2 separate regions of the Homo sapiens genome follow, and region 1 is linked to region 2. A link is a loop called in an ENCODE intact Hi-C map of the cell type or tissue named here. Cell type or tissue: sigmoid colon. All regions are shown on one strand.

Evidence for each region. Hi-C counts contacts between places; a loop is a spot of excess contacts. Peaks named below come from ENCODE experiments on the same cell type or tissue, not always from the same donor. Only the 100,000 strongest peaks of a DNase experiment are listed, where the experiment ranks them.
Region 1: a loop joins it to region 2, with 5 times the contacts of the local background. A loop is called at or near these places in 53 of 110 quality-filtered maps.

What each region holds. Positions count from the first base shown.
Region 1 is chr10:79,194,933-79,199,932 of GRCh38, reverse strand. All of the region lies in intron 4 of ZMIZ1 (zinc finger MIZ-type containing 1), which reads right to left. Among named protein-coding and RNA genes, the nearest start is that of ZMIZ1, 130 kb to the right of the region's middle. RefSeq lists an enhancer at 4,039-4,128. In sigmoid colon, CTCF peaks have their summits at 2,891 (motif pointing right), 4,101 and 4,304 (motif pointing right); DNase peaks (open chromatin) are centred at 2,882, 4,362 and 4,702; H3K27ac peaks cover 333 bases.
Region 2 is chr10:78,301,642-78,306,641 of GRCh38, reverse strand. It overlaps LOC124902468 (a long non-coding RNA gene), which reads right to left and starts at 4,629. Exons shown (of 2, transcript XR_007062212.1): 1 at 4,521-4,629. RefSeq lists a silencer at 2,977-3,586. In sigmoid colon, a CTCF peak has its summit at 3,096; a DNase peak (open chromatin) is centred at 3,261; H3K4me3 peaks cover 1,237 bases; H3K27ac peaks cover 1,768 bases.

The DNA of each region.
Region 1 (5,000 bases), 890 kb before region 2:
CGCTTGTTGAGGGACCCAACACCATTGCCTGGCCCCAGCCTTTGGAAGAAAGTCCTGTTCCTCCTCCAATTGCTTTAAAGGATGTGTAGCTCTTGGTGCAATTCTCATTGCTCCATGTGTGTCTGAACAGGTAATTCATTTGCATGGTTCAAAAATCAGAAAGTCCACAAAGATATCGAGTCCTGGGTCCAGACCCCGTCCCCAGTCCCCTGGTGCCCTTTCTAGGAGAACCAGTGCCATCAGTCCCCCTTCTGGAGAGTCTCATCTAGAAGCAAATATCTACACACACTATTTCTTGCCACATTTTTAAAAACATAAAATAATAACATTCTATACACATTATTTGGATGTTGCTTTCTTTTCCCCCCTCTTGATGATACATCTCAAAGTTTATTCCACATCAAGACACAAAGAACTTTTTTTTTTTGAGATGGAGTTTCACTTTGTCGCCCAGGCTGGAGTGCAGTGGCGCAATCTTGGCTCACTGTAACCTCTGCCTCCCAGGTTCAAGCGATTCTCCAGCCTCAGCATCCCAAGTAGCTGGGGCCACAGGTGCTGCCACTATGCCTGGCTAATTTTTTGTATTTTTAGCAGAGACGGGGTTTCACTGTGTTAGCCAGGATGGTCTCAATCTCCTGATCTCGTGATTCCCCTGCCTCGGCCTCCCAAAGTGCTGAGATTACAGGTGTGAGCCACCACGCCTGGCCACCTTTTCATTTTTTAATGGCCGCACAGTATTCCTAGGTATGATGAAGCATTATCCAACTAACATCTGCCCATCGCCCCCTGCCAGGTGCTGTTCTAAGGCTTGAGCCCTCAGACAAGGCCCCTCTGCTCTGGGGGCTCACACTCCAGCCTGAAACGAGGGACCCTGAAGCTTTTTCCAATTTTTTTTTTTTTGAGACTGAGTCTCGCTCTGTTGCCCAGGCGGAGTGCAATGGCGTGATCTTGGCTCACTGCAGCCTCCGCCTCCCAGGTTCAAGTGATTCTCCTGCCTTAGCTTCCCAAGTAGCTGGGATTACAGGCGCCTGCCACCACGCCTGGCTAATTTTTATATTTTTAATAGAGATGGGGTTTCACCATACTGGCCAGGCTGGTCTCGAACTCCCGACCTCAGGCAATCTGCCCACCTCGGCCCCCCAAAGTGCTGGGATTACAGGCGTGAGCGACTGCGCCCGGCTCCAAATTTTTATCATTGCAGTGCTGCAGGAATAACCGTTCACATCGGCACATCACACGTGTGTGAATTAGTCTAGAGAACATAGGCTCAGAAGTGGAGTTGCTGGGTCATCTGGGAATTTGTATTTTTGATAAGTGCTTTCTGGAGCTCTACAGCAAGAAGGGGAAAGTGGGGGTTGTACCCATATTTATTTCTTCCACCCTCACCCTGCCAACCATCCCTCCATTCATCCCACCCACCACCTATCACACATGTCACACCCTGAAGCCCAATTTCTCCACCCATCATTTATCTATCGAAATACCTGCCTGGGGAAGGAGGAGGGGGGTGAGGGAGCATCCAAAAAGAAAATTTAAAAATAAATAAGTAACAATAATAAAAACAAATGCCCGCCTGTTCACCTGTCTACTCATCCACTCAAACATCTTTAGTCTCCACTTGCTCATCTGTACATGCTTCTTCTCTCCAAGAAATGCTTTTTTGTTTGTTTGTTTGTTTTTGAGACAGAGTCTGTCGCCCAGGCTGGAGTGCAGTGGCGTGATCTCCACTCACTGCAAGCTCTGCCTCCCGGGTTCACGCCATTCTCCTGCCTCAGCCTCCCGAGTAGCTGGGACTACAGGCGCCCACCACCACGTCCGGCTAGTTTTTTGTATTTTTAGTAGAGATGGGGTTTCACCATGTTAGCCAGGATGGTCTCGATCTCTTGATCTCGTGATCCACCCATCTCAGCCTCCAAAAGTGCTGGGATTACAGGCGTGAGCCACCACACCTGGCCAAAATGCTTTTTAATAACGACACTGTGCGGGGTCCTAGGCCAGATGGGTTGGGCGTGCGGAGATTAAAATGAAATCATTTTCTTGTGTTCAAGGAACTCTTGGTCCAAGCCCACATTTACCTACTAGATGACCATGTGCTGAGCTCCTCCTATGAGTCAGGTACTGGTCCAGGCACAGCACAGATAAGAAAATGTAGTTACATCCCCATTTTACAGATGAAGAAACTAAGGCTTGGAGGTTACAGCTTGTTGGATAGGAGCCAGCTCTAGAATCCTGGCTTTCCCTTTACAGTTTTTACTCTTGAACAGGTCCTGGGGAGGGGACAGGGTACAGGTGTGTGTGTGTGTGTGTGTGTGTGTGTGTGTATGTGTGTGTGTGTGTATGGTCTGGGTTGGCAGGGGCGTAATCAGGGCAGCTCCGCTTGCTACTTCTGTAGGTCACCCAAGCGGGAGCTGTATTTGTCCTCCTGAGTTTACCCACACAGACCCTCAGCCAGCATCCACATGACAAAGGCTCCTGGGGTCAGGGACAAACCATGGTGTGGAAGACAAGGACACAGAGAGCCCAGAGCAGGAGCAAGACAGTGCCACCTTCAGCAAGGCCATCTCAGTTCCTGGTGCCAGGCCCCATCAGAGCCAAAGGACCCTGGTGGTCTCCCAGGCACCATGTGATACCCATGCGGCAGTGAAGGCCTGGGTCCCACGTGGGGGCATGGGTGAACACTGGTAGCCAGGGTTCCAATAGAGAATTCAACTTTCACAGCCAGCCAGGACAGGGAGACCCATCCCACAAAGGCCTGGGTTGGCTCAGCTCCTAGCTGGAGGAGACAGAAGAGAAGTACAAAGAAACCTCATGCCCGGCAGGCCTTCATCCTGCTGTCGGCAGGCCACTGCCCACCAGGACAAAGGGCCACCGGTGGCCCAGGCAGCCAGCAGGGGGCGCTGTTGACAAACCTAAGTGACCTGGGGGCCAGACCTGCACACTGTGGAGGTTCCAGGTGTGCTTCCAGGCCCTCCGTCCTCTCCCTCACTCCAGTGAGCACCCAGGTGTCCCCAGCCAGGATGGACTTCGAGTGGGCTTCTCTGGTTTCCTGGCCTTGGTTTCCCCATCTGCAGAACAGGATGCTGCAGAGGGGCAAGTCAGTGACCCATAAGGGTCTACCTCTCAAGAGGAACTTTCTCCTGACATTGTGTCCGGGGGCAGAGCCCGGTGGGCCTTGATAAATGCTTGTTGCCTGGAAGCCCCAAGCAGGCACAGGAGCTTAGATCCACCCAGCTGGCGACCACAGGGCTCAGAGGCAGTTCTTTTCTGTTTAGTCATAGCGGGGGCCCAGGTCCTGCTTTAAGAAGTTAACAGCAAACTGGGAGATGGGACTGTCCACCTTCGGGCTGGCCCCACGTGGGGTCACGGGCAGTCTTGTCTGGAGGCCGGCGGCTGGACTGAACTGGCTTCTGGACAGAAAGATTCCTGGAATATTAAGGGCCGAAGGTGCTTTCAGGTCCCCTATCTACCCGCTCTGCCTCAACTGGTTTTACTCTGAGGAGCCTGGGGCCCATCAGTGTTTTGTTCAAGGCCAAGGGGCACTGGGCTGGGTCCAGGTCCCAGGGGGGCTTTGCTCCCAGGCAGGGCTGCAGCTCACAGGAACCGAGGGGTGAGTGTCTGGGCTTGCAACACCTGTGAGACCCAAGGGTGGGTAGATGGATGGCAGGAGGGACATCGCAGACCACAGGGACAGCGCTGTGTCCTGTGTTTCTTAATAAAAGAACAAATGGCTAGCGGATTATGGAGGCACCTACAGGTGAGGTGACATTTTTAAACTGTTGAGGTCAATGATGGAGAACTGCGGTTACTAACCCCAGGAATGGAGGAGATGGAGGCTCCAGTCTCTGGAGTAAAAGGGTCAAAGGCCTAGAGAGCAAAGGGTCTCAGGCATAAAGAGAGGAAGGGTGCGCTGAGGGAGGCATGCAAGAGACAGCTTGTTGAGGGGCAGGCTGGGATCTTCCATTTGTTCTACACCTGCTATGTTCAGGCACCAGGCCAGGCCCTATGCAGTGCTAATTTTCTTCATCCTTAAAAGGCTCAGAGAGGTGAAGCAAATTGCCCAAGGTGACACAGCCGGAAAGCTGCTGGGCTGAGATTCAAACCCTCTACCTTTCCAGCTGTTAATGTGCTGTTCTTTGCACTCCCCATGACTGGCAGTCAGAGCTTCCTGGTAGTCCCCACCTCCGGCTGTGACTGGGCCCCAGGAGATGACCTTCTTGTTCCACCCAACCTGCCCAAATCCAGTCACTTACATCACTGGGCTCCCTGCACACCGGCCACCTTTGGGAGGTGACACGCACCTGGTGGCCAGCAGAGGTCGCCCTTCGCCACAAGAGCGCCACTCAGCTGGGCCGCTGCCTCCGCCTCCGGGCTCCTGGACTCCTTTAAGCCTTTACAAGTCGCTACAAATCCTCCGTGGCTGCAGCTCTATAGCCGGAGAGGCCGGGCTCCCGCCCAACAGATCACTGTCGGCCTGGCCCCAGGTGCACCCGTGGCCTCAGCCCTTCCTACTGCCCCTGAATGGGGGGTGAGACCAAGCAGGCTACCCCCATCCCGGCTCAGGACCCCCGCCATGTCTCCTGGTCAGAGCAGCCAGGAGCCATGCAAAGCTAATCAGCATGGGGGATCAGGACCCTGCTTTGCTGAGTGAATAGGGCAGAGAGCTGGACCTCCATTTCGCTGTCTGCAAAGCACAGGATCGGGCTGGCCAGCCTTTGGCAGCCTGTCAAATACCAGCCTCTTAGGATTCCCTGTGAGGAGCTCCGGCTGTTCAGAAAACACCATCCCCACAAGAGGAGAATGCCTGCTTTTGAAGCTGCAAAGCCTGTCCCAAGGCAGGTCCATGGGGAGGCTGAAGGCCCGGCAGCCCCGGGAGCTGTTCTTCCAGGGCAGCCCAAGGCCAAGACGCTGCCCCTTTCACAGCTCTGTGCTTCTTCTTGCACCTTACGCTTGGCTGGGCTTAGTTGGGCAAATGGAAGTTTTTGGATGGTAACATGGGGTCA
Region 2 (5,000 bases):
TCCCTGGAATTTCTTCCTAGCTTGCTGCAGGAGTGGCCCACGGTTGGAATTATGCCATTCTCCAAAGGCTCTAGGATCAAACAAGCTAGCACGGAATCCAGGGCTGGCTATTGGCGACCTGGTCTCTTTCCCCAACACCTTGAACTTCAAGTCTTCCATTCCTACACTATCCTGCACCTGCACTTCTGTACATCCCTATGCCTTAGCACTGACCTTCACCTGGAGTATCTCAACCCGCCACTGCCTTCTCTACCTGGCTCCCTCCTATACCTCCCTAACAATGCAACTCAGGTGTCAACAACTCCAAAAGACTTTCCAACACTCTCATCTGGATGAGATGCCTTTCGTTCATTCATTCATTCATTCGTTTACTTCAGTAGGCATTTAATTGATTTTCCATTTGTCAAGCTGTTAGCTAGGTACCAGGGATACCAAGATGAACTGAACACAAGTCATTGCCCTCTAGGGACTCACTATCCAAGTATTTGTTATTTAAAATATAGTCCTGAACCAGCACCATTAGCATCACCAGGGAGCTTGTTAAAAATACAGAGACACCAGCCCAGACCAGCTGAATCTGCATTTGGAAAAGAGCCCCAAGTGGTTCATGTGCCTGATAAAGCTTGAGAAGCATTGGTCTGGGTGGTATGTAAACAGAGAAATATGACAAATGAGGTTAAGTGCAAAATCAAGGCAATATATGCAGGGTGCTCTAAGCAGATCATGAGAGAGAGGTAACAACTGAATATAAAGGGAGGCTGGAGGGTCTGGATAGGTGAGCTCAAGACAGAAAGCAGAGTTGGAATTGTGGGGAAGGGGATTTCCAGGCAGAGAGTACAGCTTGGGCAAAGGCATGGAGGGGAGAAAATGTGTATGATAGGTGGGAGTGAAGGGTCCACTGGCTGCTAAATGTGAGGTCTGGCAGACACAGGACGGTGAGAGAAAAAGCACACATCCAGCTTTACTTCCTAAAATTTCACCCTAGACCCATGGCTATCCTTTCAGCCACCCACAGTGAATGCCAGGTCATGAAGCTTGGATGTGCACCTTAAGAGTGGAGTGACACCATGTGCATTTCAAAGGCAGCAATGAAACTGGATTTAAGTTCGAGGAGCCTGCAGCCTGGGAACCTGGCTAGGGGACACAAGTGTGCAGACCAGAGGTGACACCAAACCAAACCAGAGCAGAGGCACCCTGGGTGAGAGGAGAGCGCAGACTCCAGAGATATTGGGGAGGTCAAATTGACAGGACTGAATGTGTGGAAGATGCAAAGAGAGGAGCAGGAGTAATTCTCAGCATCCTGTCCTGGGTTGGTGAAAGTACAAACCAACCAAGGTGGGAGCAGCGGAAGGAAGAACCAGCTAAAGTTAAAAAGCACTGGTATTGACTGAGCACCGGATCTGTGTTGGGCACCACACAGATTGCTTTGTGTAAATTTCCTCAATTAATCCTCACTGGGCAATCCTCAAAGCAGGTACTATTATGGTTCTCAGTTTGCAGAGGAGGACACTGAAGGCACAGAGGGCAATTACTTGTCCAGGGTCACACAGGGAGGGAGAAGGAGAGCTGGGATCTGAGCTCAGGCTATACCCACTTTGGACACCCCACCTGAGGTCACCCCACTTCACAGACTGGCTTTGGACATGCTGAGAGTCAAGGACATGCCAGATTTCCAGTGGAGAAGAATAAGTGAGACAGGCGCTCAGGTGAGCCACTGGGCAGGGTGTCAGCCCTCAGAGGTAGCCAGAGCCCTTGAGTGGATGAGATGATGCAGGAGTAAGGGGCACCAGGACTGGTGGGCAGTGGGTGACACTAACATCCACATAGCTCCCCACTGCCTCTTGGGCTGCCACTCGCTAGTTTAGCCAGAGCCTGACATCATGCAGACACCCAGAAGCTTCAGGAACTGGCCTCTCCCTCAGTGAACCAGGCGTCCCCACCAGGCCAGAGGCTGAGAGGAACAATATCAGAGAGGGGAGACAGATGTGCCAGAGCCAGGCAGGAGCCAGCTTCAGGGGCACCTTAAAGTAGAGGAACCCTGCTCCCCCTCCCACACTTCAGCTACAGTGATTGCAACCCCATCTGCACTTTCCAACTAGGTGGTAATATCATTACTCCCAAGCCGCCATCTTCTCAACTATAAGATGGAAGCACTAGCGCTCTGCTCTCGGAGCTGTCAGCAGAACCACACGTGGTTCTGCTGTGGTGAACCACGTCCTTGCGTGAAGAGGGTACTTTGCAGACTGCAGAGGGATTCCTTATGGCTGGCAGCACCCCCCCCCCCAACATCATACAGTGGAGAGGATCTCCTTGCTGTGGACATCAGGGCTAAAGCTAGTTAGCCCAGCTCCAAAGTCAGGGCTAGGGCTGAGGCTCCACGTGGGAAATCCTGGCTAGGGAAGAAGGAACCAGCATGGGGAGGGGGCCTTTGGGTGGAGGTAGGGGAACTTTAATCACAGACTGAGGGATACCCTGCAGCTCAGCCCCAGCGCATTGTGATAAGCTGGGAGTATGCCTTAATTTTCCCGAGCTTCTGATTTTGCAAAAGAAGCCAGAAATCCAGATCTATAGGTGAAATCTCCAGGTTTTTTATGTAGTTTCTCAAACGCAACTAATTTATAAGTAGTGTAAACACTGGGGAAGAGGGGTACCTAGTCCACACTAGATCCTGTCTCAGATCTAAATTAGGCGCTTTGTCCCTCCCTCAACCTTTGGCAAGAACAAGGGCATCACTTGCTGTGCCTGTGAGTGTATATATAGACATGCCCATGGGTGTTCCTATATTTGAGTGTGTAAGCAGTGCATGGCTGCGCGAGTCCACACGTGATGCGTGTACCTATGTGAACACACTCAAAGACATTTTGGAGGTAAGTCTGTGGGCGAGCACGGCCCCCACGTATGCGTCTGTGAACACGCATGAACAAGCACAGGTGTACAATGCATGACAGCACGTGTGACCGTGGGTTCGTGCACCTGCGAGTTAATGCACATGCATATAGGCTCCGGTATGGGCCGGTGTTTGCAGCCGCTAGTGAGGCCGTCCGGGGGCAGGGAGGCATGACTGTTCCCTGCACTGCCCCTGGCGGGGAGCCGCGTCCTCGCGGGCTGGCTGCCAAGGGAGCGCTCTGGAGGACGCGCATGCGCGATGGTGGGGCGGGGCGGGGCGGCCCGGCCGGCTGGAGGTCGGGCGGCCTCTGCCCTTCGGAAACCAGGGCATCGATCCTGCCCGCCCCGCGCCCCCGCGCTGGCCCACAGAGCGGAGGGAAGGGGAGGGGAGAAGAGTGGGGAGGAGGCGGCGCGGCAGCTGCGCCCCGGGCGCTGCGGGAGGGAGGAGCGCGGCGCGCAGCCGCGGCCATTAGTCACCAGATGTCACCTTCTGCTGCCAAGGCGGCGCCTGGCGCAGACAATGGCCGCGCGGGCCGAGGGGCGGGCCGTGCCGGCCCCAAAGCCGCGTCTCTGCTGACACCTACAGCCCCGCTCCACTTTCCGCCGCCCCTCTGGGCCCCTTTGCCCAGGGCCTTTCCCGCCGCCGCGCCTGGCCAGCACCAACTTCCCCACGTCCCTTCCCCCAAGTCCGCGTAACGCCTCATCTCTCAGGGCACAGCGCAGGTGTCACCGCCTGCATTTCCTGGCTGTCCTCCCTGCCCCTCCTCCCATTCTCATAGCCTCTTCTTCCAACTCGGATACCCAAGAGGGGCTCCCCTGCTTCCCCAGACTGGGCTGTATGAGATCCGCAGGGACCTTGCTTTCTTCTTGTGCACCTGGCACTATGCCTGACACTCAAGGCTGGTGCCTGGGGTGGCACTGGTGCCTTCCAATTTGCAGGGGAATCACGCTAGATGTTGAAGTTCATTGCCACCCACACATAGCTGCACTTGACCCCATGCTGAGATAAAAGCCCTTCACCCTAGAAATCCAACAAGGATCACTGAGCTTTTCCCTGGGTACAGATATCCCCCCAAAATATAAGTGGGAAAATGAGTGCCCTAAGTGTGGCAGATTTTTACAGCTCATTTTTAAAATGTCCCCCACCACAGTGCTTTGAGTCCACAGCCACAGCTCGCATGCAGCATTGGGACCACCAAATGTGGAGGATGAAGATGTGCAGGACCAGGAGTTCCTCCTTGGACCTCAGGACCCTAAGCTAGGAGTCGTCAACTTTTTCTCTAAAAGGCCAGGAAGTAAATATGTTAGGCTTTGCCCAGCCATGTATATTTCTGCCACATAATCTTTGAGTTTTGTTTTTACAACCCTTTAAAAATGTAGAAATCATTCTCAGCTCAGGGACCATGCAAAGGCAGGCAGAGGGCAGTATTTGGCCCTAGTTTGCCTCACCTGTCCAAGACCCGCAGAACACCAGTAGCCAGAGAAGCAAGATCACACGGAAGCACACTAGGGTCAACATCAGTGTCAGAGAAACCTGAGCTGGAATCCTAGGTCACCCTGGGCAGCCGGTGATGCTTGGTAAATCGTGCCACCGCGCAAGCTTAGGGGTAAATGGGAACATCATTAGAACCTACCTTGCAGGTTTGCAGGAAGAATTTCGAGCACAGTGCCTGGGTGGGTGCTCACTGTTTTTGTCCCTCTGTCACTCAGCGTGTATGTGTCTGTGCACACACACACGCCTCTGGCAAGAAGAGGCTGACCCATGATCTCTGGAGATGCTGCCACAAGATAAGGAAGTCTTCCAAGCCAGACAGATTGAAACTGAAATCTTGGCTCTGCCCTTGCCTGGCTGTGTGACCTCCAGCAAAATACTGAACCTTCCTGAGCCTCAGTTTCCCCATTTAAAACCAATAGAATATCAGTACCAACTTAGTCGCAGCATGCCCATCGTGACTTATCGAAGTTACCTGTGAAGGCACTGAACACAGTGCTTGACACGTAAGAAGATGGGCAGAAGGGGTGGCTCACTGTGGCTGTTGTGGTGTTAGCCTCCGTGGTGGGAAGGCAGGCTCCTCCAGGAGAGGGACTGCTCGTTCTGGCACTCCCGAAGGGCT